7 separate regions of the Mus musculus genome follow, and regions 2, 3, 4, 5, 6 and 7 are each linked to region 1. A link is a loop called in an ENCODE intact Hi-C map of the cell type or tissue named here. Cell type or tissue: heart. All regions are shown on one strand. Region 1 holds the start of Ghr (growth hormone receptor). Region 2 overlaps Ghr (growth hormone receptor). Region 3 has its middle 12 kb from the start of Gm52192. Region 4 overlaps Ghr (growth hormone receptor). Region 5 holds the start of Gm52192 (a long non-coding RNA gene). Region 6 overlaps Ghr (growth hormone receptor). Region 7 overlaps Ccdc152 (coiled-coil domain containing 152).

What was found. A loop is a pair of places that touch in the nucleus more often than their neighbours do. Peaks named below come from ENCODE experiments on the same cell type or tissue, not always from the same donor. Only the 100,000 strongest peaks of a DNase experiment are listed, where the experiment ranks them.
Region 2: it touches region 1 in a loop (8-fold over the local background); 16 of 42 quality-filtered maps call a loop at or near these places.
Region 3: a loop joins it to region 1, with 2.9 times the contacts of the local background. A loop is called at or near these places in 7 of 42 quality-filtered maps.
Region 4: it touches region 1 in a loop (9-fold over the local background); 19 of 42 quality-filtered maps call a loop at or near these places.
Region 5: it touches region 1 in a loop (3-fold over the local background); 16 of 42 quality-filtered maps call a loop at or near these places.
Region 6: a loop joins it to region 1, with 5 times the contacts of the local background. A loop is called at or near these places in 6 of 42 quality-filtered maps.
Region 7: it touches region 1 in a loop (5-fold over the local background); 8 of 42 quality-filtered maps call a loop at or near these places.

Annotation. Positions count from the first base shown.
Region 1 is chr15:3,581,574-3,585,573 of GRCm38, forward strand. Ghr (growth hormone receptor) reads right to left here and starts at 1,779. Exons shown (of 11, transcript NM_010284.3): 1 at 1,427-1,779. RefSeq lists promoters at 1,515-2,988, 1,515-1,699 and a cis regulatory region at 1,835-1,969. In heart, a CTCF peak has its summit at 1,969; DNase peaks (open chromatin) are centred at 568, 1,648 and 1,868; H3K4me3 peaks cover 2,129 bases; H3K27ac peaks cover 3,064 bases.
Region 2 is chr15:3,439,442-3,443,441 of GRCm38, forward strand. All of the region lies in intron 2 of Ghr (growth hormone receptor), which reads right to left. Among named protein-coding and RNA genes, the nearest start is that of Ccdc152, 140 kb to the left of the region's middle. In heart, a CTCF peak has its summit at 2,294 (motif pointing right); no DNase peak of the experiment used is centred here.
Region 3 is chr15:3,225,665-3,229,664 of GRCm38, forward strand. No RefSeq gene overlaps it. Among named protein-coding and RNA genes, the nearest start is that of Gm52192, 12 kb to the left of the region's middle. In heart, a CTCF peak has its summit at 1,605 (motif pointing right); a DNase peak (open chromatin) is centred at 2,727.
Region 4 is chr15:3,354,589-3,358,588 of GRCm38, forward strand. All of the region lies in intron 3 of Ghr (growth hormone receptor), which reads right to left. The region is part of intron 4 of Gm41254 (a long non-coding RNA gene); the gene reads left to right. Among named protein-coding and RNA genes, the nearest start is that of Ccdc152, 53 kb to the left of the region's middle. In heart, a CTCF peak has its summit at 1,853 (motif pointing right); no DNase peak of the experiment used is centred here; H3K4me3 peaks cover 219 bases.
Region 5 is chr15:3,211,898-3,215,897 of GRCm38, forward strand. Gm52192 (a long non-coding RNA gene) reads left to right here and starts at 3,548. Exons shown (of 3, transcript XR_003951557.1): 1 at 3,548-3,792. In heart, a CTCF peak has its summit at 2,006; no DNase peak of the experiment used is centred here.
Region 6 is chr15:3,507,434-3,511,433 of GRCm38, forward strand. All of the region lies in intron 1 of Ghr (growth hormone receptor), which reads right to left. Among named protein-coding and RNA genes, the nearest start is that of Ghr, 74 kb to the right of the region's middle. In heart, a CTCF peak has its summit at 1,810; a DNase peak (open chromatin) is centred at 1,868; H3K27ac peaks cover 214 bases.
Region 7 is chr15:3,294,311-3,298,310 of GRCm38, forward strand. Ccdc152 (coiled-coil domain containing 152) reads right to left here. Exons shown (of 9, transcript NM_001166063.3): 3 at 3,791-3,896. Among named protein-coding and RNA genes, the nearest start is that of Gm41254, 2.4 kb to the right of the region's middle. In heart, a CTCF peak has its summit at 1,865 (motif pointing right); no DNase peak of the experiment used is centred here.

The DNA.
Region 1 (4,000 bases):
AATCTGCTCTGGTCTCTCAAATTCTGTAACCACACATGCATACCTCTCCTAGACATTTAAATGCCCTCCCACTCAGCTTTCCTGAGAACTCCAGAAACCCCCATTTCCAGTCCTCAGACCTTCCAAGGCAAGTTAAGTTAGGTATTTTAAAGTCCAGGAAATTTATTCCTATTCAGGAACAGCTGTGTCTTCTCAACTCTCTGCCTTCCCACTACCTTTCTCTGTCAGGCCAAGACCTCCTGGAGATACAAACAGCAGGCAGCATCTCTATGGTTTCTTTCTCCCACTCAACACCCTGATTCAGGAAGCCAACACACCTCCCAATGCGCTCCCACACACGCGTGCAAACATACAGCACACATACATACTGCACACCTCTTCAGCACACACATCAGAGCTCACCACGGAAACCTGCACCCTGGTCCCAGCAGACGTACTCCCCGGTGCTATATATAAAGTCCTTGCCCAGAAATAGATTTCCCCACGCACCCACAAGCGGATAGTCCCATGTTACAACCACTGCTTGCAGCCAGCTCTCTCCCTCTCTCTCTCCAGACGTGACCCGACTCACCCGCTCAGCTCTCAAGACTCTGCAGTTCTATCAGAACTTTGAGCCTGGTTGATTTCATAACCACGAGTGTGTCCAGCGCCGGGACAGTTTGGCTTGCCACAATTTCCACTCACCCCAGTTCATGGAGGCTCTGGCGTCGGTGACTCTGACTCCAGCTCCTCTGCTTCCAGCTTGCAGCTGCAGCCTGCACAGACTGCGCAAAGGCAGAGCGCTGCGGGGGTCGCGTGCTTCACAACCCACCCTCCGGAGTCCCTCAGGCCATCACACCCAACCAGGAGCTCGCTTCAGACAGCAGCAGCAGCTTCCACAGTCCTTGCTCCAGGTTAGCAGGCTGATGGTGACAAACACACTCGCGAAACTTTTAAGACCAAGAAAACAGTCTTAGGAAGAAACCTCTCCTTGCATCTCACAACCTGGTTGGAGCAGGCTCCAGGCTGGGACAGTTCGCTTGCTGCCCCCCATTCCTTGTCGCCCACATCAACTTTCAGCTTCACTCAGCACCAAGAACAACTTACACACACACACACACACACAGGCGCGCGCGCGCACACACACACACACACACACACACACACACACACACACACTTCTCCAGGACACGGAGGATCGGGTTACACCAACCCATCAGCAGAAAACAACTTTTGAGAAGGGAATACAACCCACTCTAAACTCATCAAAATAAAATAAAATAAAATAAAATAAAATAAAATAAAATAAAATAAAATAAAATAAAATAAAATTATCGGGGCAAATACATAAAAGTGACCCCAATTTTTCACAAGCAGTTGGCATGCCCGGGTCTACTCCCAGGTCTCCTGGCACAATGTGAGGGAAATAAGAACTCCCCTCCAGTACCTCGGAGTTTCGCCTCGGGAGACAGAACGCGGGTTCGTGTCCGCTTGGGGGCTGCTGGAGCCGAGGCCTCAGGCCCGCGTGGACCCAGCCCGGGATCCCCGCGGCTGCCGGGGTTCAGTAACAGCCGTCGCCGCCACCGCCGCTGTAGCAGCCGCCTCTGCCAGTGCCGCCGCTCCCTAGACCGCCTCCTCTTCCCATGGCTGCGCCCTGCTTGGCAGCTCGTGGGTTGTCAGGCTTGGGGAGGAGGAAGGGGGCGGGGTGAAACGGGAAGGGAGGAGGGGAGGGGAGGGGAGAGGAAGAGAGGGGAGGGGTGGGAAAAGGCGGCTGGCGTTCGGCTCTGCGAGGGACCCGCCGCCGCCTCGGGGATCCAGGCTGCCTAGGGGAAGGGCAGCGGGAGCTGAGGGCAGCTAGCTCCGGGGCCGCTGCGGGGAGGCTGAACGCCGCCCCCGCTACTCAGTCCGCAGGGCTGGGATGAAGCTTTCTGGCGAGGAGTTGCGAGTTGGTGCGTGTCGCTCTCAATTGGGCGGCAGGGCTCCTCCTAGAGGAAAATATTGGTAGTTGCGGGAGACTTCCCTCCTCTCCACCCATCGGGTTCCCCCAAAGAAGGCAGTATCTAGAAGTCCTCAAGAACAGGCTGTAAGTTCAAAGAGAGCAGTGCACCTCCTGCAGGTACAGGAAGAAGTAGCCTTGGGAAGTGTGATGAGTCTACTAGGCTTTTTTTTTTTTCCATTTTTTTTATTTTTATTTTTTAAAATATTTTATTACATATTTTCCTCAATTACATTTCCAATGCTATCCCAAAAGTCCCCCATACCCTTCCCCCCCACTTCCCTACCCACCCATTCTCATTTTTTTTTTGGCCCTGGCGTTCCCCTGTATTGGGGCATATACAGTTTGCATGTCCAATGGGCCTCTCTTTCCAGTGATGGCCGACTAGGTCATCTTTTGATACATTTGCAGCTAGAGTCAAGAGCTCCGGGGTACTGGTTAGTTCATAATGTTGTTCCACCGACAGGGTTGTAGATCTCTTTAGCTCCTTGGATACTTTCTCTAGCTCCTCCATTGGGGGCCCTGTGATCCATCCAATAGCTGACTGTGAGCATCCACTTCTTGTAAGACTATGCCGGGGTGTACTAGGCTTTTATCTGTCTAGTTGGTTCCAATTTTCAAACTCCTGCTCACTGGGACATTAAAGACATTCCAATCCGAGAGGTTAAAATAAAAAAAGTGGAGACAAAGTAGGTAATTTACCAAGAATGCATGTTTGTTTGAAGAGAGCTATGTTAGTACGGAACACAGGTCTGCAGGGAAGGCACGAATAAGGTCCAGCCTGAGGTTTGTCCTTGTTTGTGACCTAGAGAAAGACACAGTTTGTCTATCAGACAACAGGCTCTTGCTACCTAGGTCCATTTTGTTGAAAAAAAAAAATTAACCAAGATGGGAGTTGTCAAAGCACTTCTTAAAGTCAGAGTGCTGTGTAAGTATTGTCACGAAGCACCAGACGGCTTCACCACTCTCTTCTCCAGGCATAGAGTACAAAGGTACAAAAGTCCAGCCCCGGGGCTGTCTAGCTGTCTTGTATCTGGTGGAGCAACTGGTCATGTGGTCTTTTTACTGTTTGCTTTGTTCTGACAGCTAGTTGTAAGCTCACTTATCTTTAACCTTCCTAACAGCCTCAGCTTTAAAAAGGACCCCCACCCCCTCTTTTCACTAGCTTTCAGACCCAGAGTCACAGTAAAACGTTTAAGCACTGCAAAAGAATAAAATAAGCAATTCCACACTAAGGTGATGGATGGGGTAGAAACGGAGAAACAGAGGACCAAACTCTTTGGAACTTCTGTTTTCAAAGTAACCGTGCAATTGGAAACATTCTCAGCATCTTTTCTCATGAGCCCAGCTGTGTCTCAGCTGTCTCTTATGCATCTAGCATACGGAAAGGGGAAGAGATTCTGGAGATGATATGGATCGTGACTCTGCCAGTCAGGCATTGGGGGTGGTCTGGTTACTGTCCTTGAACCAGTCCTGTGTCACAGGCAGGCTTTCTCTAAGACAATCTCCCTCAATCCCTTGCTTTCCATGTTAGGATGAAGCAGTAGGGGTGCTTACTGTCTCTGGAACTTTTAAAGGGAGAGTTGTTCAGATAGAGAAACCCGAAAAAGGAAACCATGAGGTCAGGCAAAACTCCTGTTGGGTGGTCTGTGCTTGCCAAGCTGGCTGAAAGGGCAGTACTGACAGGCATGGAGACCTGTCAGTCCTCACATGCTTATTCTACTCTCTCGGAGGTGACCTTCCTTGGATTCTGGTGCACCTTGGATTCTGACAGTGTCGACCGATCTCCTTCCGTCCCCTCTGTGCTCACTCCTCTTTCTCCTCTCTCCAAGCCCAAAGAAGCTTCATCAAGCTACCTAGTCTAGTTTCTTGATCTAGAACCTAGACTAGGAAGGACCAGATGGACTTGTGGAAAATTTTTCTACATTCTGATCATGCTCCAAGGCGGTTTCAAGGCCGTGCTTAAACAAAAGCCTGTCCTCATGTTGCTCTGGCTTCAACTGCAGCATCCACTCTGTTAGACAT
Region 2 (4,000 bases), 140 kb before region 1:
TTTTAGTTGTGGTGGCATCTTAGCATTGTTGACAGACTGTTTATGAGTTAGAAAACTAAAGGAGAAAAATTGAGGAGGGGATAGAAGGAATCCTTGGAGCTGAGAGCCAGGAGGCAAGAAAAGCACCAGTGGGCAGGACAGCAGGAAAGCAGATTCATTAATTCTTGATTTATTAATTCTTCTGGAACCTCAACTGTTGCACAAAACACAGATCGTGTGGAGTAGGAAGGGCTTTTGCAGGCTTTGGATGAGTCTGGTCTGTAGATTCACACGTGTAAACTAACAGGGGTTTAACAGTTGCCCTGGAAGCCTGGAAATTTATTTACCTAGCAGATAACAAAGTTTAGAAGTAGCTGGGCGTGGTGGTGCACACCTTTAATCCCAGCACTTGGGAGGCAGAGGAAGGTGGATTTCTGAGTTCAAGGCCAGCCTGGTCTACAAAGTGAGTTCCAGGACAGCCAGGGCTATATAGAGAAACCCTGTCTTGAAAACAAACAAACAAACAAACAAAGAAAAAACCAAAGCTTAGAAGTGATGAGAAATCCAACTTCAAGATAGTTTTCTTTTCTTACTTTACCAGCCATGTAGGGAGACAGAGCCAATCCAAATTTGAAAAGAAATCCTTCAGTCTCCATTGAGAAGTGTCATGACAGAGGTACACCCCTCCCTGTAGTATAGTTAGAAAGTCGAGGAGCTTGGGGCTGGAGAGTCAGCTCAGCAGGTGAGAGCACTTGTTACATTTGCGGAGTACCTGGGTTCAGTTCCCAGCACCTACACTCTGACGCACAATCATCCGAAACTCCAGTTGCAAACCTGACACCCTCTTCTGACCTCCACTGACACCACACATGCATGCACTCACATACACGTGAACAGGCAAAAGATTTATAAAATAAAATCAATAAATCTAAAAGATATTAAGAAGAGGTTGAAGATGTTGTATGAGAGTATGCTACTAAGAATAATGCTGCATAGCTGTTATTCAAGAAAAATTGGCCAATAGAAACCTCACACTAGTGTGTGCCTTAAGGAAAATTACTAAAATAAGCTAACAAAAGAAGAATATGAAAAACCATCACACACTAAAAAGGGTAAGCTTAAAGTTGTTGGTGATCATATGTGATTTGGGGGTAGGAGAGGGGTAGGCATTTATATTGGTGCTCGAGTTAAGGTTCTGCTCTGCTGGTTATCAAATAAATAACTAGTTTTCCCCAAAGCTGGTAGAAGACAGCAGCTGCCTCATGAAATCTAGGATCAACTGCATCAGCTGTGTAGTTTTTACAATCTTTATCATCCATCCAAAGTTACCTACCTCAACTTAGCTCCTCTGCTAAGCAACTCTGGATCCGGCCCATTGGACTTGCAAACTTTATATGCCCCAGCACAGGGGAACGCCAGGGCCAAAAAGGGGGAGTGGGTGGGTAGGGGGTGGGGGGGTGGGTAGGGGGTGGGGGGGTGGGTAGGGGGTGGGTAGGGGGTGGGGGTATGGGTCTGGGGGACTTTTGGGATAGCATTGAAAATGTAAACGAGGAAAATACCTAATTTTAAAAAATGAGGACTGGGGTTTGTAGAGAGACAGGGTAATTGTTAAACACTAACAACATGAATGCTGAATGGTTTTGCCACAAATACAGTAAGTACCATTAAGTTGGATCGAACATCATTTCCCATAGAAGTTATTTTCATATTACTAAATAGAAGACCAGACAATGAGAACCTTAAAGAAATACAGGAGAGCCTTAATCTACCCAGGTTGCATTGCGGGACTAGCTGTTCCACTAGCTGTGTGATATTCCATGACCTTTAAAGGCTTTTTAATTTTACTGCTTCTTGGATGAGACAGGACCACCCCAGGATCTCAAAGGACCTAGGATGACATCACTTCACAATGATAATACCCAATCAATACCCTTTCACCTTGTTACTTGGTGCCTGGAAGGAAAGAAACCCTGCAACTTTTAAATTTTTCCAAAATCCAAATGATGAGGAGGTAGATGAAGAACTATTTTATTTTTTGAGAGAGTGGAATTTGGGATTTATGTTAGAAAAAGAGGAGGATGGTAGAGAGGAGGAAGAGGGAGAATAGAGAGTGTAATCTTGTGGTAGAAGCCTGAAAAGAAGCTCATGTATAGGTGCCAGTCTATTGTGTGCCAATGAAGTCTAAACAGCTTGAGGTGGTCCTGATAATTCCTGGCATAGTTATGGTCAGTGATATCCAGTGCGGGCATGTGGTGACCTGTGTGCATTAGTCAGTTCTTGGTTGGTTACTATTTTGCTACTTGTCAGCACTTCCACTAGAGGGCAGCAGGTGGAAAGGCGAGGATGTCAAAATGGATTAACATTGATTGGTATTTGATGACAGAGGCTGTCAAGGTTAAGTACTGAGGGAGACAAATCATAAATTAAGTGGGGAAGTGAGTCTCATAGCTAGTGGGTTTCCATCTCTAGTGAAGCCCTGGATGACTGAAGGAGCTCAGCACCAGGAGGAGGATGGAAAAAGCTTTTTATCAAAGGAGCCCTTTTGCTTGTGTTTGGAGTTTTTCATGTGTGCATGAGTGCATACACATGAACATGCACATACACACACACAAACCAGACAGACGGACACACACACACATCAGACACACAGGCACACACAGACATAGACATGTGCATACACAGATGCACACATTCATTCACACTGATACACGCAGATGGACACACACAGACACATACAGAAACAGAAACACACAAAGACACAAGACAGACAGACAGACACACACATACACACACACACACACACACACACACACACACACACACACACACACACTTGCAGACTACAGAGCATTTCTCTACTTTTTCATTATCTGTAGGTTTGGGGTTTGTGAATTAATAATTTCCAAAATACTACCCCTTTTTCTAAGATCAGCCAAGTTGGTCCTATAGGAACTCTGAGGTCTCTTCCCCAAGTTTAAACAGACTAACTTCATGAACACACTATATGTTTAAGAAATCTTTAAAATCTTCAAGCTTATCTCTTCTAATTCACTTTTAGAGAAAGGGTAGAGGCAACTGAACGTGCTACAGTGGTTTGCAATTTACAATTTTCAGAGTACTATGTCAGTCATGGCCCCTCAACTTTTTAATTCACACCACAAGCCTGTGGGTAGAAAGATTCTTCACCCTACTGATGGGTGAAGTTCCAGCAAAGTCACACTAGTGAGATCTTAAGTAATGACTTTGAACTTTTTATTGTCTGCCGTTCAGCACTCACTGCGGACTCAATTCTGCTGTAACCTAGAGTTTAGAACTAATCCTTTTGTCATATAAGATAGTGGAACTCCAAGAATCATGGCAACATTCAAGTTATGTACAAGTCAAGGTTTCACTGGTCAAGGGCCAAAATTGTGCTCCACAGTAGAGCACATGATTTCTAACACCGTTGTCTGAATGTGAAGCATACATCTCTACTCTTTCTCTTCAGAGTCATTCTGCAGTGAGACAAGTAGCCGGCATCTCTTATTTTGCAGTGTTTCGAGTTCTTCAAACAGATTCCACTGACTCTTGCTGTCAAAGACTAACCTCCACACAGGTAGAGACTGTGTTTTGGTCCTGCCTGTGCTGATAAGCACATTGAATCTTGGATAACTCATTGACATCTCTGAGTGTGTACTTCCCCTCCAACATAGATGTCTTGTCCTAAAGCTTCCTTCCAAAAACACTGAGATTCAGTCTTATGATTTTAAACTAGATTCTAACATCTAGCCCTCAGGGGATTGACATAAAATATTCAAGATCAGCTTCTGTATATAAGCCGATGAAGAGAAAAAGGACAGTCTTCTGTAGCATTCTACACCTAATCTAAAACACCACCTGATTTATTTATTTATTTATTTATTTATTTATTTATTTATTTATTTATTTATTTATTTGCAGGCTGTTGTCTTTCTCATCTGTCCTCCTACTTCACACCTTTCCAGGTTTCACTCAAGAAAGCTCCCTGACAAGGTTTTATTTT
Region 3 (4,000 bases), 360 kb before region 1:
CTTGGGAGGCAGAAGCAAGCATATCTCTATGAGTTTGAGGCCAGCCTGGTCAATAAAGAGAGTGTCAGGACAATCAGAGCTATACACAGAAACCCTGCCTTGAAAAAAAAAAATAAAAGGAATGCAAGACCAAGGAGGGGAAGATTTGGAAGGTGGTGCAAGAACAAGAAACAGGACATCTGTCAGCTCAGTGTACTTTTCCTCATAGTACACATGTGCCGCCTTCATGACTTCTAAGCATCATTATCTCCCAAGAAGTCCCCCTTCCAAATAGTACCAATGTATGAAGTTGGGGACTATGTGGCTCCACTACATGAACTTGTGAGGACACAGATGAAACATTGCCCACACTAACATCTCTGGCAGCTCAGCATATGCGCAGTCTATAGCATGTCACATGCACCGGTCTTCCTAGAGATGGAAACTAAAGAAACAGTGAACCTCTGAGTAGTCAATTCATCTTGCTTTGTGCTCAACAGCAAGAACAAGGTGGTCTGGAAGCACATGCCTGCAGAGTGCTCTCTCATTTTGATATCTAATGTTTTCAAATGTGGGTTATCCTTTAAAACAAAACAAAACAAAACAAAACAAAACAAAACAAAACACGGGTCAACCTGTTCTCTCTCCTCATCTCTTCCTTTTAATTGAAAGAGTGAAATGTAAAACTTTTGCTAGAACGGGCACCCCAAGTTTTAAATAGTTGCCTTTAGGTCCTTAAAGGAGAGAGGTTGTTCACTCTCTTCCACACCTCTCTCCATGAAACACTCAAATGAGTGGATTTTATTTTTGTGTTTTGGATTAGTTAATTGCAACAACTCAAAACATGCATTGGGTATACATGTTGGCCAACCAAGTTGAAGCTGGGATTCCAAGAAAACCCTGTTCATGGAACAGAGATCATCCATAGCTTTTGTTTGGTCTGATAACTTGTGACTGGAAAATCTCTCGAATGCTGAAACCTGCTGACAACTTTTTAGGGATAACCTTTCTTTTTTTGCTGTTCTTTAGATGTCTCGTGGTCCTGTGGCTTGCCAAGTCATGAGGATCCTGTTTTCATCCGGAGGACAATGCCTTTTTGCACAGTGCTTATCATTTTCTGTGCTTATCTGTTTCTGTGCTCTCTCTTCTGACCACAAGTCCCCTGTTGAGGTAGAAGGTCAAAGTCTTGAAATGGAATTCAATAAAACATCCAAGAGGGTGCCCACTGCTTTCCTCTGGCCTCTGATAGCTCCCTTATAATCTTGAGTTTAGCTAGCCTTAGATTTATCTAGGTCATGAAGCTAACCAGAAGTCCCTTTTTCTGACTTCTGATACCTTTTGACTCTCTTCAGTGATTTGAAATTCAGTGGCTGGTTACAGCTTGATCAAGGATACAGGGAACCAGCATTAGGCATCTGCAGTGCTTGTGGCTCACACTAGCAATATTCTGTTCTGGGTGGAGATCTGGGAAGTTCAGTTAGACCAAGACTAATCCAGGAACTAAAGCTTGGATCTGGATTCAGGCTCTTAAAATCCAGTTTTAAAAGGTGGACATTGCAATACCAGCCACCTTTCTCTAGAAATTTTAGGTATCTTTCCAGCCTGAGTCTAGGTTTTTAAGTAGTGGCCTGAAGAGGGCTGTCTAACTTGAATAACTCTTTAGTCTGCTATGAGTTGGCTGTTACCAATCCATTTGCTTCTGAGAAAGTTGTTGCTCAGAGAGTTTAGGTCAGCTGCCCAAAGTTAATCATCTGGTAAAAAGCAGATTCAGTGTTTTTGATCAGTTTTCCCCACAGCTATTCCAAAGCTATTTACCATAACCATGCTTTATTAGCTAGGAATGAAAGCATATGTTGCCATCAGATGCATTGTATGGATGGGGTTTGCTAACAGAATATTTGTTTTAAGTAACCTGGAAGATGTGTTTATGAGTTCCTAATTCTAAGTGGGCTCTTTCACCAGCCATCTTGCATGTGCCCCAGCGTGGTAGGTCTTCACTAGCTTCAGGAGGGAACAATGCAATAAACTAAGCTGTAGTTTTCAGATTTTTTCCTCTGCCAGCCTGGCGTGTGTATTGTGTTTCCTTTCCTCTGTGGTGCCAGCAGAGGTAGGCTTCAGATTCCCCTGTTTTCTCTTTTATGGTTTGCATGTGGAATTACAGCCCATTAAAATGCCATTGCCCTTGCCTCTCTTGCTTTCTGAGACAGTGTTACTCACGAAGGCAGATTCAACCCTCCTGCCTCCATCTCCCAAGTATTTAAATTCTAGCACCCTTTCCTCATTAGGAAAGTACTAAAGAACCAATTTGTCTACCCGAGAGGTTCAAGAGCAGCTTTTATCTGCACTCTGGCTATGCAGCACCACATGACTGCCAGCTAATTTCTCTCTCCCCTTTAACAACAGGTTCTTGTTTGGGGTAATTAGCTCTAAGTGAGCATCTAATTGGTGAGGTTTCAGGATTTCCTCCTCTCTTGGTTACTTTCAACACCGTAGGCCAGTAGCTCAAGTCTCTTAGCTTTTAAATGTTATTAAAAAGTATTGGCTTATTGGTTATCTGATTGTGCTAGCTATTAGTCTAGAGTAGTGTGTCCTCCGAAGTTGTTTTTCCTGGTTTATGAGTCCTTGGAAGATTGAGATCCATGCTTATTAATTTCCTGTTTTCATCCCAGGGCCAGAATGTGATCTCAGAGTGGAGCTTCCTCTTCTGAGGTCCAGGATAGAGGAGGGGTGACTCCCGAGAGGAAACAGAAGCTTATGCCAAACTCAGGGAGTTGGTTCATCCTGTCTCACTGGGATGTGTGTGTGTGTGTGTGTGATTTTGAGTATAAGATCTTAAATACTTGGGAGCCTGTGGGAAGAGGGAGGTAGTAGGTAAGATTTAGTGCCAGGATGTGCTTTGGAAATCAGGGTTGGAGAGCCTGTAGGCCAGACCTAGTGAAGGTGCACAGAGGCAGCCTGACCCAGCACACTGGCCTATCAGACATAGCACTTTATGTCTGGTGAGAGATTTTTACTTTCATTTTCTAAAAAGTTACTAACTCCAGGTTAGCTTTGATATTTTAATGAGTGGATGATTCTTCTTTTCTAAATCATTTCTGACATTTACATATTTATTTTGTTACAAGAGGGGACATAGTGTAAACATAAGCTAAGACATATTTAGTCCCATGACATCACTGATACCCAGCTCATGCCAGAACACGGGACATGCAGGAACTTGATCAAGACTTCCATATTAAGTTTCTTCCAAAGCAAGAGTGAGAGAGAACAACTGCTCTGTCTCTGTTATAAGGGTGTGGTGAGGGTTAAAATGGCTTCATCCATGCTTTCCAATGCTTATCAAGAGTCTGCTCTGTGTCTCCTGTGTTGTAGGCAGTGAGTTTCTCAGCGGGCAAGACCAACAAGGACCATGCCAGCAAGGCACTTACATTGCAATGTGTTTTCTCAGTTATAGCCTTCCCTGGAAGTCCAATAGGGAAAACAAACAGAAAGGATGAGAACAGGGGCTAAAGTTCTGCTTGCTTATCCCAACTAAGCTTCCCAATGGACTTTGGAAGGTCTGCTTGAAACTCGAATCAAGAGATATCTTCGCACTCGTGACGGCCATAAGCTGAGAACCTGAGTCACTCCCAGGTTTGCAAGTTCTCCTTGTGCTAGCTGCTGCTGTTGATGCTGCTCCGGCAGCCATTCCTGGCTGTGGCAGCTGTGGTGAGGGTTGGACTCTAGCTTGCAGCTGCCCCTATGTCTGAAGCTTTGTCTTGGGCTCCTGAAACCTCCCTGTTTAAAGGTGGTATGGGATACTTTTTTTCCTTGATTTAAGGTGGAACAGCTCAAAGTGACCTTGGAGTCAACATGAGGCTAAGCTTTGGCTGGACTCATGGTTACCTGGCTGATCTGCCTGCTTTTCCTGTTGTCATGACTCCATACGGGTTTCCCCGGTGGACATTCCCTGGACCATTCTGTCTTATCATTTGTTCCATAAATTCATAAATAACCCAGAGTCAAGAAATGTCTGGATAAT
Region 4 (4,000 bases), 230 kb before region 1:
CTCTTTGCATGATGGCCATGTCTCTCCACATTCCTAGAATTTACATCTTGGGCAACAGAATCACATTTGATGACAATAGCTTCTGAATGTAAATGTATCACAGAATTATAAAACTATTCTGATTACTTTTAACTTGAGTAATTGAAAAAATATTTTTTGTGTAAAGTACATGCATGCTATTTGTGTGTGTGTGTGTGTGTGTGTGTGTGTGTTGTAGGTATGAACATTTTATGGTATATGTGTATGGAAATCAGAGGACATGCTTCATTATTGGGTCTCACCTTCTTCCTTGTTTGAGACACATTTCTTTGTTCTTCATAATTGCCTATACCAAAAGAGATGATCCATGAGCTCTGGAGTATTGGAGATACATGCTGTTGCACCATGGGTTCTGGAAGTCTGAATTGAGTTCTCACACTTGCATGGCAAGTGTTTTGTCAACTGAGTCATCTCTTCAGTCTTCCCCCATCCCCTGACTTTGGATATAAGCAGAACATTTACTTAAGCATTGTGTAAAAGTATTCTAGAAGAGATTAGGTTCCTACTGTATGCCATACTCCTAGCATGTGCTTTGTTATTTCATACACACACTTCTGTGTATAAAATGTTGTGTGTTAGTGTTGTGATCCTCACTTATAGCTAACGGGATGCTTCTGAGAGGTCAGATAATTTCTTGACAAAACACAGATGCAGTAAATGGTAAAGCTGGAACATGAAACCACAATTTTCTCACTTCAAAGTTCTTCTCCCCATATGGTATGCTGTAGGATTTTTCATTCTTGGCATTAAGTTCAAAGAGTTATAAGCATCTATGAGCTGCTAGATAGCTGTAGAGACCAAGGCTAGAGACTAAGTGCTGTGGACACAATCTGAAAACACCTTATTTTTAACCTTTTACTCCATGTATGTAAGATAAATGGGAAAACATCATAATTATGAGAAACATATGCAATGCCTTCAGGATGTGCTAGATTTTTTTTTTCACAGAAATGAGAAACTGAAGATGTCCCAGACTGAAAAAAACCCGTCTGACTGATGGAGAAAATAAGACTCATAAGAACCCCAAATGAAACATTGTAACATATACTGAAAACACTATGTAGTGTTGTTTAAATAAAGGGGATGCAACATTCTAAGCTAGCTTGGGAAATAGGTTATTTACAGGAGCTCACTTCTAAATTTCCTTAAGAGGTCAGGAGGCTGGAGATATATATATGATTAGCCTATATATTGGTGGACAACAGTCCAGGGACAGCTCTCAAGAATAAAATCACTGCCTGCCATTTGGTCCTTCCTATTCAAGTCAGGAGCTCTGCTCACTTCTATCTATAACCAGAGGTCAGATATTCTCATAGAAATGACATTCATACAAGCACAGAGCTGTCTTCTGGGACATGGCTTTGGCTTATTTAGAGTCATAGATTCTTAGAGCTTGAAGCTAGCCAGACTTGCCATCCCATTTTACCACAAGCAGAAAAAGATGCTGTCTAAAGAGGGACCGAACTTCCAATGATCCTGTGGTTGGTAAAGAGTGAGAGTGTGTTCTACTGCCTCTATGAAGTAAAAATCATGGTTTCTGTTGTTTTGTGCTTACTATGTACCCAAGAGTTGCAAAGCCTAATTAATATCCAAGGGTACCATTTTCAGGGCTTGGCTTGCTCCTGAGCCCCTAGACTGTATGACAGAAAATTATGATGATTTTTAGGTCACAGCAATAAAGTGGAAGCTTATGAGAAATCAAAATGAAGAGTCATTCTGAATAGTAAGTTATGTTCCAGCATCCAATGAATTAAAATTTCACATGTCAAAAAAAAAAAAAAAATCACATGTCACTACATTTCAATACACTAGGTGGCAGCAAATAGGTATTTAGGTACACCGTCAATAGATAGGCAGACTGGAAACAAAATGAAACTAAGTCTTTGGGTTTAATGAAAGGGGATTAATTTCTTGATGCTCTCAAACATGTACGCCAAAGCCAGAGCTTTCTCATAAGCTTTCTTTACCAAGGTTGCCCTTACAAACTATTAGTGGTGGACAACTACAGCTTGGAGAGCTTGGAGCTGTTCAGGTTGCTGCTTTCTGGGGAGGCGTGGCAATAGGCTATATATTTCAAGAATGGAGAGTAACAGTCAGGGAGAGGGAATGGGCAGGTTTAAGGGAGCATGTTGCAGGATATGCTCCAGAATCAAAGGGCTGAAAAAGAGATGTTAGCAGGCTGGTGGGGAATCCTGGCAACAGAGATATTTGTTAAATTAAGTAAAATTAGTATCTACACGTTCAGCCATAGGGACCCAAAAGATTATCTAGTGTCGCAGTTGGTTATGTCAGGTGATCCATTAAGGGATAGAAAGAAATTAAGAGGGATTTCTAATACTGCGTATCAGATTCATACAGAGTCACTAAGCCCATGTACATGAGTCACATGCTATGGGAGGAACTTCACACAAAGAGTGGAAGGGTCATGATTCAGAGTGCCTGTTCATAAATTAATCCCTCATCTCTTGGCATTGCAGAAGTTTTTCAGGCTCTTCTTGGCTGATTTAAAGGGTATATGGACTGAAAAGATGTAGCTCAGCTATAACTGTCTTGTAACAAAGAAGTGGCTTAAAAGATTCATATAAAGAAATTTCAAATCAAAGATGAGCTGATAATGTTGTCTTACTGATCAGAATGCAGCCGATGGCATGCTCTTCATAGCCTTAGAACAAGCTCTCAGTTGCTCCAAGCAAATCCAATGGACGGTAGCCTCCAAATCAGAAAAGGCTCTGAAGACTACTCAAACAGAGATTAACTTCTATTCTTATTATGGATGGACTTCTAATTTGATGTGTACTGCAACACCTTTAAAATAACATGTTGATAAACAAGATATAGACTCTGCCTTCAAATTCCTGTTTTATAAACCACTAAATGAGAATTATCTCTCCCTAAATAAGTAAACTTGTTTAAAGTATATCTCAAGAAGCATTCTGCTCTAATAAATATTAAACACCTTTCAGAATATCATTTGATTCAGCTATATATAAAATTTAAATATGTATATATACATATGCATATAGATTATAGTGATATGTGTTGAATTCAGGGCCTGAGTAGAAGCTAAGAAAGCTCTCTACCACTGAGGTATATCCAATCCTATGAATTTATTTTTGTGTATAGCCTATGATAAACAAAATAGAGTACTATGTATGTGTAAGGAATTTTTAAGCATGTGAACATGCAAACTGGCTATATGACTATGATACTAATGGGCTATAGGATCCAGATTTTTATGACTTGAGACAGCTTAACATATTTATAAATAAATAAGTAAAATGAAGCAAGAGACCTAGACTCTCGGTCTTCTGAATTAGTCCACTTTCCATTACCATTAAGAACTATCTGATGCTGAGGAACTTATAAAGAAAAGACATTTATTTATTTATTTTGCAGTTCTGAGACTCAAGATCAAGCGTTTTGGCTTCAGTTCATCTCTGGTGAGGGGCAATGGAAGGTTGGGAGTGTGGTGAGAAAGATCTCATGGTGACATAGGACGTCAGAGGGACTAAGTAGTTTGTGTCACATGTTTTTAAAGAATATCTTTCTTGTGAATGAATTGTGATTTGCTAAGAACTATATTAATCTCTTCCAAAGCTAAGGTTCCCAATAATCTAAGAACCATTTTCTAAACACAGCCTCTTAAAGTCCCACCACCTCATAATACTGCCACACTGGGACCAAGTTTCTGACATGAATATTTTTGGAGACACACCATATAGAAACAATAGCATCTCTACAGAAAATAAACTGTCAGTTTGTTATTTAAACACTTCCATTTTATTCTCTTTGGCTTCCATATTTCCCCTGATGTTGCCAGCTATACACTTTTGTGCAAAGGTCCAAGATAGAGAGTTGAGATTTTTATTCCATTTTAATGCTCCAGATGCCTTCCTCCCTAAAGACTTCTCTGTTGGAAGCAGAGTTGCAGGAACATTTAAAAGGGAGTCACTTGCCAATC
Region 5 (4,000 bases), 370 kb before region 1:
CCTTAACTAATTGCTTCTAGAAATGTCTCCACTGACATACCCAGAGGAGTGCTTATTTCTAGACACTTCTCAATCCAATCAAGTTGACAATTGAGATTGACCATTGTACTTACAAAGGGAAATACAGGGAGGGTAATCCCTCACAAGTCCTTGTGCCTCTCAACTTTGGCTACACATTAGAATCACCCAGGGGAGCTTGATCACAGCCAAGGGCCACCAGACATCCAGGTGACACTAGTGTGAGCCAACACCGAGAAGCCTGCTGTAAAGAGGCTGTAAATCAAGAGTTCAGATTGTAGCAAGATCCCAACTGTTTTTTTTACATGTCTACCTAACCATCAGCATATTTGTCTGCATTTATTGTGTTCACTTTCTTTTTTTTTCTTTGTATATTTTTTATTATGTATTTTCCTCAATTACATTTCCAATGCTATCCCCAAAGTCCCCCATACCATCCCCCCCACTCCCCTACCCACCCATTCCCACTTTTTGGTCCTGGCGTTCCCCTGTATTGGGGCATATAAAGTTTGCATGTCCAATGGGCCTCTCTTTCCAGTGATGGCTTACTAGGCCATCTTTTGATACATACACAGCTAGAGTCAAGAGCTCCGGGGTACTGGTTAGTTCATAATGTTGTTGCACCTACAGGGTTGCAGATCTCTTTAGCTCCTTGGATACTTTCTCTAGCTCCTCCATTGGGGGCCCTGTGATCCATCCATAGCTGACTGTGAGCATCCACTTATGTGTTTGCTAGGCCCCGGCCTAGTCTCACAAGAGACAGCTATATCAGGGTCCTTTCAGCAAAGACTTGCTAGTGTATGCAATGGTGTCATCGTTTGGAGGCTAATTATGGGATGGATCCCTGGATATGGCAGTCTCTAGATGGTCCATCCTTTTGTCTCAGCTCCAAACTTTGTCTCTATAACTCCTTCCATGGGTGATTGTTTCCAATTCTAAGAAGGGGCAAAGTGTCCACACTTTGGTCTTCATTCTTCTTGAGTTTCATGTGTTTTACAAATTATCTCTTATATCTCCGGTATACTAAGTTTCTGGGCTAATATCCACTTATCAGTGAGTACATATCATTTGAGTTCTTTTGTGATTGTGTTACCTCACTCAGGATGATGCCCTCCAGGTCCAACCATTTGCCTAGGAATTTCATAAAACCATAGGTGTGTAGGTTCAATTCTGGGTCTTCAATTCTATTACATTGGTCTACTTGTCTGTCACTATACCAGTACCATGCAGATTGTATCACAATTGCTCTGTAGTAAAGCTTTAGGTCAGGCATGGTGATTCCACCAGAGGTTCTTTTATCCTTGAGAAGAGTTTTTGCTATCCTAGGTTTTTTGTTATTCCAGGTGAATTTGCAGATTGCCCTTTCTAATTCATTGAAGAATTGAGTTTGAATTTTGGTGGGGATTGCATTGAATCTGTAGATTGCTTTTGGCAAGATAGCCATTTTTACAATGTTGATCCTGCCCATCCATGAGCATGGGAGATCTTTCCATCTTCTGAGATCGTCTTTAATTTCTTTCTTCAGAGACTTGAAGTTCTTATCATACAGATCTTTCACTTCCTTAGTTAGAGTCACGCCAAGGTATTTTATATTATTTGTGACTATTGAGAAGGGTGTTGTTTCCCTAATTTCTTTCTAATCCTGTTTATCCTTTGTGTACAAAAAGGCCATTGACTTGTTTGAGTTAATTTTATATCCAGCTAGTTCACCGAAGCTGTTTATCAGGTTTAGGAGTTCTCTGGTGAAATTTTTAGGGTCACTTATATATACTATCATATCATCTGCAAAAAGTGATATTTTGACTTCATCTTTTCCAATTTGTATCCACTTGATCTCCTTTTGTTGTCGAATTGCTCTGGCTAGGACTTCAAGTACTATGTTGAAGAGGTAGGGAGAAAGTTTTTTTATGTGCCTATGAGATTGCTGGCAGTTGGAAGGAGTGAATTTGAATTTTTCTGAAGTGGTACAATCCCCGTTGCAACACTAGGTGTCGCTGTAGAAAGGATGAAAGTTGTAAGGAAGCTGAATTGTAGTCTATTCGAAGGATGTCTGAGGGAATGATTGCACACAGACTCCTTTTCTAGAAAACAATATTAGTTGCTGGTGAAAGCATTTGGTTTCTGAAAATAAATCCTTAGATGTAGCTTTCTGAAGATTTCCTTGCCAGTATAACTCTTGGTATTAAGATACATCAGAATTAGACATAATTCAAGTGTTCTCTAAGAGAGAAATGATTATATTATATTATATTATATTATATTATATTATATATATTCAGTTAATTGATTTTCATGTAGATACAGGGAAGTTTGAAAAAGGCTGTTATGAACATTTAGTTTAAATATATCAATATATACAATCATATAATTGTCTAACAAACAAAAACCAACACAAAACTATTCAAGGAAAAGAAAACAAAAGACTGTGAATTGAATGCTGGGAACAGGATTTTCCAGGTTGTGGATGCCTTTTATTTTGTATATGATACTTTGATAATTGAAACTATTCCTGCAAACAAGTCCTAAGTCTCTCTCTCTGTCTCTGTCTCTGTCTCTGTCTCTGTCTCTCTCTCTCTCTCTCTCTCTCTCACACACACACACACACACACACACACACACAATCTTGTTTGTTTGTTTGTTTGTTCTTCTTGAGATGCCCTTAATACACGTTGGACCATTTCCATCTCCTGTTATTGTTTTCCCGTTTCAGAAACCTGGAAAGAGGCAGTATGTTCACACAGCATGATGTCAGTATGATAGGTTTACAGTTGTGTCTATGGTTCGATAAAATTTATTTTGATGCTTGTATTTTGTTCAAATTCTACTTTGTGGTTTATAAATGGGCAGATTGTGTTGTGTGTTTAGCTCTGTGGCAGGGTCGATAATTTCTGCCCATGAGTACAGATATAATTGATCTTGGGAAAATATAATAATAATAATAATAATAATAATAATATCTCTTGGGTCGATGAGATGACTTGGCAGGTAAAAGGAGCTTGCCTTGGCAAGTATGATGACCTAAGAACTTGATCCCTGAAATCTGCAGAAAAGTGGAAGGAGAGAACCAACTCCTGAAAGTTGTCCTCTGATCTTCATGTGAGCTCTGTGGCTCGCATACACCCCCCACCCACATCAGACACCTTCCCACAAAAGTAATGAGTATGGAAACAGTCTTGCTGCTGACTAAGCACTAAGCAGACCGTGATATCCATCTCTTAGGCAATCTCTTAAGAGAAAGATTATCTCATCTTTTAAACTCGTTAATCAGGTACAACAGGTAACCACTTTTAATTTTTTTTTTTTTTTTTTGGTGTAAACAATAACTAGACAGTTCCAGAGAGAGGGTTTTTTGGTAACAGCATCTGCTCAAAGATCTCATCTTAGACTCTCCAGGTAATAGGCTGCTTATCTCTGTGTGGTAATTGGGCTCATGCAGTGGAAAAACAAACATCTCATGCCATGCCTATGTGACAGATGGGGCTTTTGTACTTTGGAACTGAGGCATCTACCAAAGTCAGGCTCCCAGGTCCCAGGAAACAGAAAGGATGGCGTTGCCTCCCTTGATGTTTAGCATGTAGAGAGGCTGTAGGGTCTGGAAAAGAATATTTATTCCTGTGTCTTAAAGTTGGTTTAGCTTTTTAAACAGGGTGGGTGAGATGACCCAGTGCAGAAAGGTGCTTGCTGCTAAGTCTGAATTTGATCCTAGAACACACATGGTGTAAGTGAAAAACCAACTAACTGGCAGGGTGTCCTCAGATCTCCAGATCTACAAAAGTAAGTACCAAACATTTAACCGAGCTTGTACACATTGCAAAGACACAGAAATAACATCAAGGTCACACTTTCTAATCAGTGCTCCAGGAAAGGAAAGGAGTGATAGCTCCTCTTTTACCAGAAGCAGCACTGAGAATTTAGGCCTCTTAACCCCAAATTTGTCTTTTCATTGCCAGTGGCCTTAGCAGGCTCTACTTAGAATGTTCTG
Region 6 (4,000 bases), 74 kb before region 1:
TGTTCAAGGTAGGCCTAGTGGGGCACACAGTCTACATCTGCTGCCTTTACATCAGGATGTAGAACTCTTAGCACCTTTCCGGCACCGTGTCTGCCTGTACACTGCCATGTTTCCTGCCATGATGATAATGGACTAAACCTCTGAATCTGTATGCCAGTCCTAATTAAATGCTTCCCTTTATAAGAGTTGCTATGGTTACAGTATCTCTTCCCAGCAATAAATCCCTAACTAAGACAAGTGTTAGCCATTCCCCTATGCCAGGAGCAGGGTTCATGTACAGCATTTATTTTTGCTAAGGTTTTTGTTGCCTTAGCAGGTCAGGGGTAACTGATATTCTTGCTGTTTCTAGCTCCTTACCTTCCCAAAGTGACCACGGGGTGAATTACAACAAATTCCCAGGAGTAAAAAAACCTCAAAACCTACTTTCTCTCATATATTCTATATGCTTAGAATTGTTTAGCAAAACTTGACTCTCAGAGATAAACCAAAGAGTGAAAATTAGCCTTTCACATTATTTTGCAATTGTGTAACATTTGCTGAGTGTTAGAACTGTACGCTGCACATACTCTGAATGGTTTTCTCTTGTGTGACTGTTTGATTTCATCCTCATAAGAACACGACAAGGTAGGTTCAAGTGTGCAATTATCTGGATACAAACAGATGTGAGGCAGAGAATTCAGAGAGTTCTGATTTAAAGCCAGTTGACTTTACCCCCAGAACTTTGCTTGAACCACTACAACAGAGGCAGGAACATGTTAGGCTGCAGGCTGTGGGCTGCGTTATCCACAGCTAGGTTTTGTTTGGCTCAAGAGCCAGCAGTTCTTTGTGGGGCGGGGCATTTGCACCTGGGCAGCTTGCATGGTCTCTGCTAGAAGGGAGCACAGTGCTGCCTTTCCTTTCACTTGCTCAGCTCTGGAGTTTGCATGAAGACAGGGACGTTCTCTTCTAATTTGGACAAGGTTGGGGGGCAGATGAGCTAGTGACATGCATGGTTGCTAACAGTAATGAAACAAATTTCATGGCTTATTCACACGAAATTACAAATGTCTGGCTTCCATGAAAGGGGCACAAAAGGATGAATTAAGACCAAGGCTCCAGGTAATGCGGTTTCTGGTTTCTCTAGGAGGGGCTCAATCCACACATTCCTGGGAAATGCCAGGCAAGCTGTTTTTTGTTTTGTTTTGTTTTGTCTTGTTTTCCCCAAGCTGTGACCTCTGTATAGCACATTCTGGTATTTCCTTTTAAAACCCACTCTTCTCTCCTTCTTATAAATAGTCCACTCATGATGCCACAACTCAGTTCCTCCCTTATGCAAATGAACAGAAAATGTGTAACTTCCCTGAGCTGACTGACTCCCTCAGGTGACCAACAGGGTGGATTCTGTTTTCCTGTGCAAGCTGTTTTGTAGGACACACTGTTCTCTTGTTCCATGCCTGGCAGAGAAAAGAAGAAGGAAAAGGAGAAGGAGAAGGAGAAGGAGAAGGAGAAGGAGAAGGAGAAGGAGAAGGAGAAGGAGAAGGAGAAGGAGAAGAAGGAGAAGGAGAAGGAGAAGGAGAAGGAGAAGGAGAAAAAAAAAAACCACACACATAACTTTGCTCTTGGTGTCTACTGTCTGATAGCTGCTTTGCTTAGAGCACTTCCCTATCTACAGGAAAACTGTGTGCATAGCCATTTGCATGTTAAAGGCATCTGTGTTTGTTGTTGTTGCTTTTGATGGCAAAACAACCATTGCTCAGGCTTGTAGCTTGTGGGCCACTGGCAGAGAAAAGATTTTACTGAGTGAAAGGCCCTCATCTGGTGAGTGCCAGACACTTTCCTTCCCAGCTTGAGCTTCAGCACATGGCCCTTTGTCTCTGCCAAGCCAGTGGGATCCAGTCATTCCACATAGCCTGCCTGTGTCCTAACCACAGGGACGGCTGCCCTGGCCTGCAGAGACACCTGATACACAGTGAGGACACTGACAGCATCATCGCCTGGCCTCAAATCTGGCTAAGGATACACTTAGCCATTGCATTCCTCTCTGGAGCTTCCTTTATTTGACTTAGAGACGGAGGGAAATCGTTTCACCTTTTGGATCTCTGCTTCATGCCCAAGATGCAAATGAGAGCATTGGAACCTCTATTCTATCAAGTTCTTCTGAAGACTTTCAGTGTTTGGACCAGAATTTTGACCTTTGGTTTTTTAAAATAGACTTCTTTAGTGATAATTTTTTCCTACTTTTGTGTCTACAGAAAACATTTACACACACACACACACACACACACACACACACACATGACCAGCTTACTTCAAGAAATTTTCATGTCTCCTTAGAAAAAAGGAAATCCTAAGAGTTGATGAAGTATGTATGCATCAGCTGACATCACCAACCAAGAATCTAAGAAAGAAAGCAAACCTGGCTAGATTGTTATCTGTTTGTCTTTTCTCCTTACCCTGGCCCTCGTTACCTAAAAACGTGACACCTGGATCTCCTGTAGCTATTTTTTGAGCCTAAGGAATAGGTTAACATGATATGGATTATGTGGCAGAAAGCTCATGGCATTGTTGATGGAACTATACAACTTATAATGTGGAAATCTTAATTTGTTTTCTAAGTCTTGGTACCACAATGTATAACAATACTCCTCCTCCCACACAGGGTTTTTATGGGGATTATTTAAATAACACATGCTATGAAATTGCCTCTGAATGTTAGAAATCAGTCAGTCCAATCAACTAACATTATCTTTTTTTTTTTTTTTCTCATTTACCCTTCCATCCATAACTTCAACTCAAGAGGAAACTAACCCAGAGTTACTTGCTACTAGCTAACACTTTAAAACAGGTTTCTGTATAGAGAGAGGCTTTGGACTTGATGGTGGATACCACAGATCTGACCTTGAGTTAATAGGGTCTTAGGAACCTGAAAGAGATTTCCCTTCAACTTCAGCTGCAACTTAAGATAAGCAGGAGGTGGGGCCCTGTCAGGCTGCAGCAGAGAGAAAGCGTGGCCCTGCTGGCAAGGAAACAGAACAAGCTCTAAGGGAAAGTAAGCTCCAGAGCGTCCCCAATCTTCTTACAGTCTAAGATATTTGCCTTCCTGGGAAACACAGCAGAACAGAAAAGTAAAAGGGGTAAGCTCACTGTGTGCTGCCAGGCCCCAGAGGCACAGTCCAAGAGAAGGACCTGTCTCTCTTTCCTCATCGAAAAGCATGCATAATTGATTGATCTCTACGTACACAATCATTTGGGAGTGGATAACTCTTTTTAAAGAAAGTTATATTCTCCTACAATTTCTCTTTTCCCGTCAGTGGGTTTGTGTTTATTTACTTTTTAGACTAAACGACTCTGCTACCTAACTTCCCCTTAAAAGAGAGATTGGCAGAGTTGTCTGTCCAGTCAGATTGTAGGTATTCTCGGTTTTACTTTCCTTGGTGGCGGTCTACATTTCCTTTGCTCACTTGTATATGGAGTGAATAAGTAGCCACAGGTAGTATACCGGGGGAAGGCCTGTGTTCTTGTTAAATAGCCCCAAACTGGTGGCCCACAGCTTTGTAGTCCCTGCTTGCAAGGGACTGTGGGAAACAACACAAGAAATATTTGGTAATAGCTAACTTTTTCTCACCAAGAGTCCTTACCATAGAACAATCTAAACTATAGGATTTGCCTAAAACTTCACCAGTGCGAAAGGCATGGAAGAGAGAAGCGTTCTGACCAGAATGGACTCAGCACCAAGAACAGCCAGATTCAAGAGCTCCAAGGTTAATGTAGAATGTGATAAGCAAGGGAAAGCAGAAAGCGCGACTGGATTTAAGGCTTTTTTTTTCCCTTCAAGATAAACATACTCAAATAAAATAAAATACTCTGTGGACTAGAGCAAGAAGGTTCCTTTTAAGGACTTCAGCTGTTAGGGGTGGATGGAAACCACAGATAAGAATTTCAGCCTTTGACTGTAAGTGCAACAGGACAAGAAGCAGACGTAAAGTCTGGTTTATGGACCGGTAGATGAGCACAGTCTACT
Region 7 (4,000 bases), 290 kb before region 1:
CTCTCTCTCTAATATTTTTATTGATTATGTTAGAATTTCACATCACTCACTCCATCATATTCATTTCCTAGTCCTCCCAAGTCCACTCCCCAACTTTATGACTTTCCAACACCAGAAGAGGAAGAGGAGGAGGAGAAAGAGAAGGAACACAACTCCAGTATGGTCAAACTCTCAGTGGCCAGTCCCTTAAAGAAAACAGTCCTTTCCCACCTGCACCACCACCAGAAGCCCTCAATTGTAACACATACACTACAGCATCCTTATTACAACTTTTAAGAGTGTTCTTTGATACTTTCCCTTCTTGTCTACCTCTTCTTCCAGGGGTGTTGGTAGTGGAAGTAGGGGTTCATACTGACACCTTCTATGTCCCTCTTTCTTAACTGTGAGTTTGCAGTCATCGATGCAACTGCCAAAGTAGCTTCCTTTAACCTTAAAGCCAGCCAGGAGCACCAACCACAGACATTTACATGGTCTCCAGTATCAGCATGTGCCACCAACCTCAGCATGGTCTTTAGTGATAGTATTATAGACCACAGGCATCAACATGGGCCTCTGTCCCAGCTTAGACTACAGACACCATCAGAGCCCTAAGTGGCATCACAGGCCAAGCACATCAATACGGCCTCCAGGACAACATGAATCAAGGACACCAACATGGCTTCAGGTGACAACAGACTACAGATATCAACACAGTCCCCTGATGCAGGACCATGAATATCAACATGACCTGAGGTGACTGCACAGGTTACTCACATCGACATGGCCCTGCTGCAGCACAGCCCACATATACCATGGACATCTGCATGATCCTTGGTGGTAACGGGTTTCTTTGTGTAGCTTTTCAGCCCTAGAACTTTCTCTGTAATGCAGGCTGGACTCAAACTCAGAGGTCTGCCTGCCTCTGCCATAGAATGCTGGGATTAAAGTAATGCACCACCCCCTCCCAGCAAGTTTACTCCTCCCTAAAGACTCTGGTTTGTGTCAACTTGATATAAAACTAGCCAGCACAAACAATAAGTACTTTATAATCAACCTTTATGTGAAATGAACCCCAACATTTCGTAATTACTTTTCTAAGGCACCGTACAGTAGAGATTTTCCCATGTGCCTTAGCAATGTTTTTCCTGGAAGCGACTCACATGTGGACATGTCTGGGAATCACAAAAAGTGTTTGCATGCAATGCTTCCAGGAATGCACACACTAAGAAGAGAGAGACAAGTCACAGTAAGGTTGTTCAAAGGTAGAGGGCCACAAAGGTGGAGGGCCACAGCTAGTGAGGAAATATAAGGTGAGGCTTTTGTTACTGCTGAGCAGTTATGTTCTCCTAGATTTGTAACTAAATCCTGGGCAAGAGGAGAGCTGTGAAAGGGTTAAAAACCCAAAACTGTGTTCCAAGACATCAGCTATCTTGGTGCCAGTGTCTTCAAAACAATGCAAAATATTTTCTTCAACCATGATTATTTTGCAAAAGTCCAAAGTCTCACGACTAGCACAAGGGACTACTGTTATGGTCTCTTACCCTTCCCTGCTCTCCTGTCTGTTCCCTCAACCACTCACGCAGCTCTCCGTCACCTTCTCTTCTCTTGTTGCTTTTACTTCCCACTATCAGAATGCTGGTTAAATTACATTTGCTTGGTAGGCATTAGCCGATAACCTGCTTCACATGTTTCTGTGTTAGATGATGTTATAGGAGAGATGTGTTCTGTCAGTACTTCTCTTTCTCGTAATGAACATCACTTATTTGAAGGAATCTAGCAATTAGTGAAATAAGGTAGGTGAAGTTTCCTCAGTAATTAGCAAATGAAATTCACCTTGAAGCTCTTTGCATACTAGTTTTTAAAAAGTATTTTAAAATTTTGAACACAAGATGGCAGGCTCACCACATTTTTCCCCACTAGAAATTAGGTAGCTAAGGAATTCATGAAATACAGTATCATTCAGTGATTTAAGCAAAAGCTTTTCATTATCTTTGCAAACTTAAATCTACATTATCCTTTTGTCCAGAATTTGTTATTCTGTCCTATTAAAAATTTCTCAATTATTAAGCTATTTTTAATAATTTAGTACACCAATATTGATTTTAGTGTAAATTTAGGATCTAGTATTAATTATCAGTTTGTTTATTAGTAATTATTTCATAGAGTAGTTTGAAATAATTAAATGCAATTAAAGCATCACTTCCAGTCTTGGACCTGAAATGTCTCCCAAAGGTTCATGGACTAAAAGTTTGGTTCTTAGCTCATGGAGCCACTGGGAGATTGTAGAAACTTTAAGAGACAGAATCTAACAAGAAGTTAGGTCTAAGAAGTGTCCCACAATGGGAATCTGTGGGACACTTACCTCATGATTAGAATTGGGGCTGTAGAAATGAGAAGTTTACAAATGTAAAGCATAGTTTTCATCGTATCATATGGTATGAAATCACATCATATCACATCACATCACATCACATCACATCGAAGGTGCATGGTGGTAGTACAGTATTAATTTTGATGTCATTGATCCTGTGGCTGAGGTAGAATTTACCCAGTTTGACACCATGTAATTTACATGTTCCACCTTGTTATGCTGTGAGCTTCCCTACAGAACAGGAATTACTTTATGAGTGTGCCTGGAGTCCTGCTCCACCTGTCTGAGGACAAATTATCTACATAAGCCAGTTGGATTCTGCCACACTGGAGAGCTGTTTCTTACTTTATTATTTACTTATGAAAGCAAATTAAGGCTATTTTGTTGATGAAATCACTACAGCTTTGGTCATCGAGAGCTCTTTCAGTTATTTTTGACAGTTCTATTATTATGGGTTTGTTTTTTCATTTCTTTCCCTTCTAAAAAATATTTTTGAGATGAGAAAGTCTCTCTCTCTGTATCTATAGTTGTATTAAAGTCACAATCCTCCTCCTTCAGTCTCCTGAGTGCGGGAATCCTGTAATGTCACACCATACCTGGCCTAATCCTACGTTAACCCGGTTCTTTTTATCAGAGAAAGGTATTAGAAGATAAGATCTAGGGACTGGATCATCCTACTAGGGCCTTTCAGAGACACAGCGAAGATTGTATATGCTCTTCACGGTCAGCTCTGAAAACATATATACATATTTTCTTATGACAACAATTAAAGAATAAAAGAGGCTAAGTATTTGAAAGCAAGCAAGCAGGGATATAGGGGAGGGCTTGGAGGAAGGAACGGGGAGGGGAAATGATATTATAATCAAAAAAGAAGTACCAAATAAAAAAGAAAGTATATGCATATAGTTTTTTTTAAATGTTTCCGCATTTTACTGCTTTCTTTGGGTGTGTGTATACACGTGTATGCATATGCATGACATGTGTAAGTCAGAGGATAGTTTTGGGTAATTGATACTGTTTTACTGTGGATCTGTATGTGGATTCTGTGGATCAAATTCAGGTCATCAGACTTGGCTGCAGGTGCCTTTACCCACCGAGCGACCGAGCCACTTCACAGCTTCAGTTATAACTCTTAAAACTGATGACTCATCAGTTTATGAGGGAGGAGCTCTAGTTTTGCCCCACGTGGTTTTATAGATCTGTACTAGGACTTCAAGTCGCCATTTCTTACATGGGTAGAACCTGATAGAAGACGTAACTTCCTTCAATCTGATTTTTTTTTTTAAACCTATGTTGGAGCTATACTATAGAGTGCTATGAGACAACACTCTGGAACATTCTATATGCACGTAAGGTAGGTTACAAACATGGGGTATAATGTCAGATACTGCAGTGAGCACCTTCCTTGATTATTATTTCTTTAGGCAGCAAAGAACTGACCTTCTTTCATCGAGGTTTCTTTTGTTTGCATTATTTTTAATAAGCTGTTAGTCTTTTCCAGCTGAATATCCAGAAGGTTGTTCTTTCCAGCAGTTTCTATCATTTTCTGTAGAAGAAATTGGGCATATGCTATCACAAAAATCAATGACACCATTTTGATTCTTCTGTTAAGAATATGAAGAGAAATGAGAACACAAACCATTTAACATC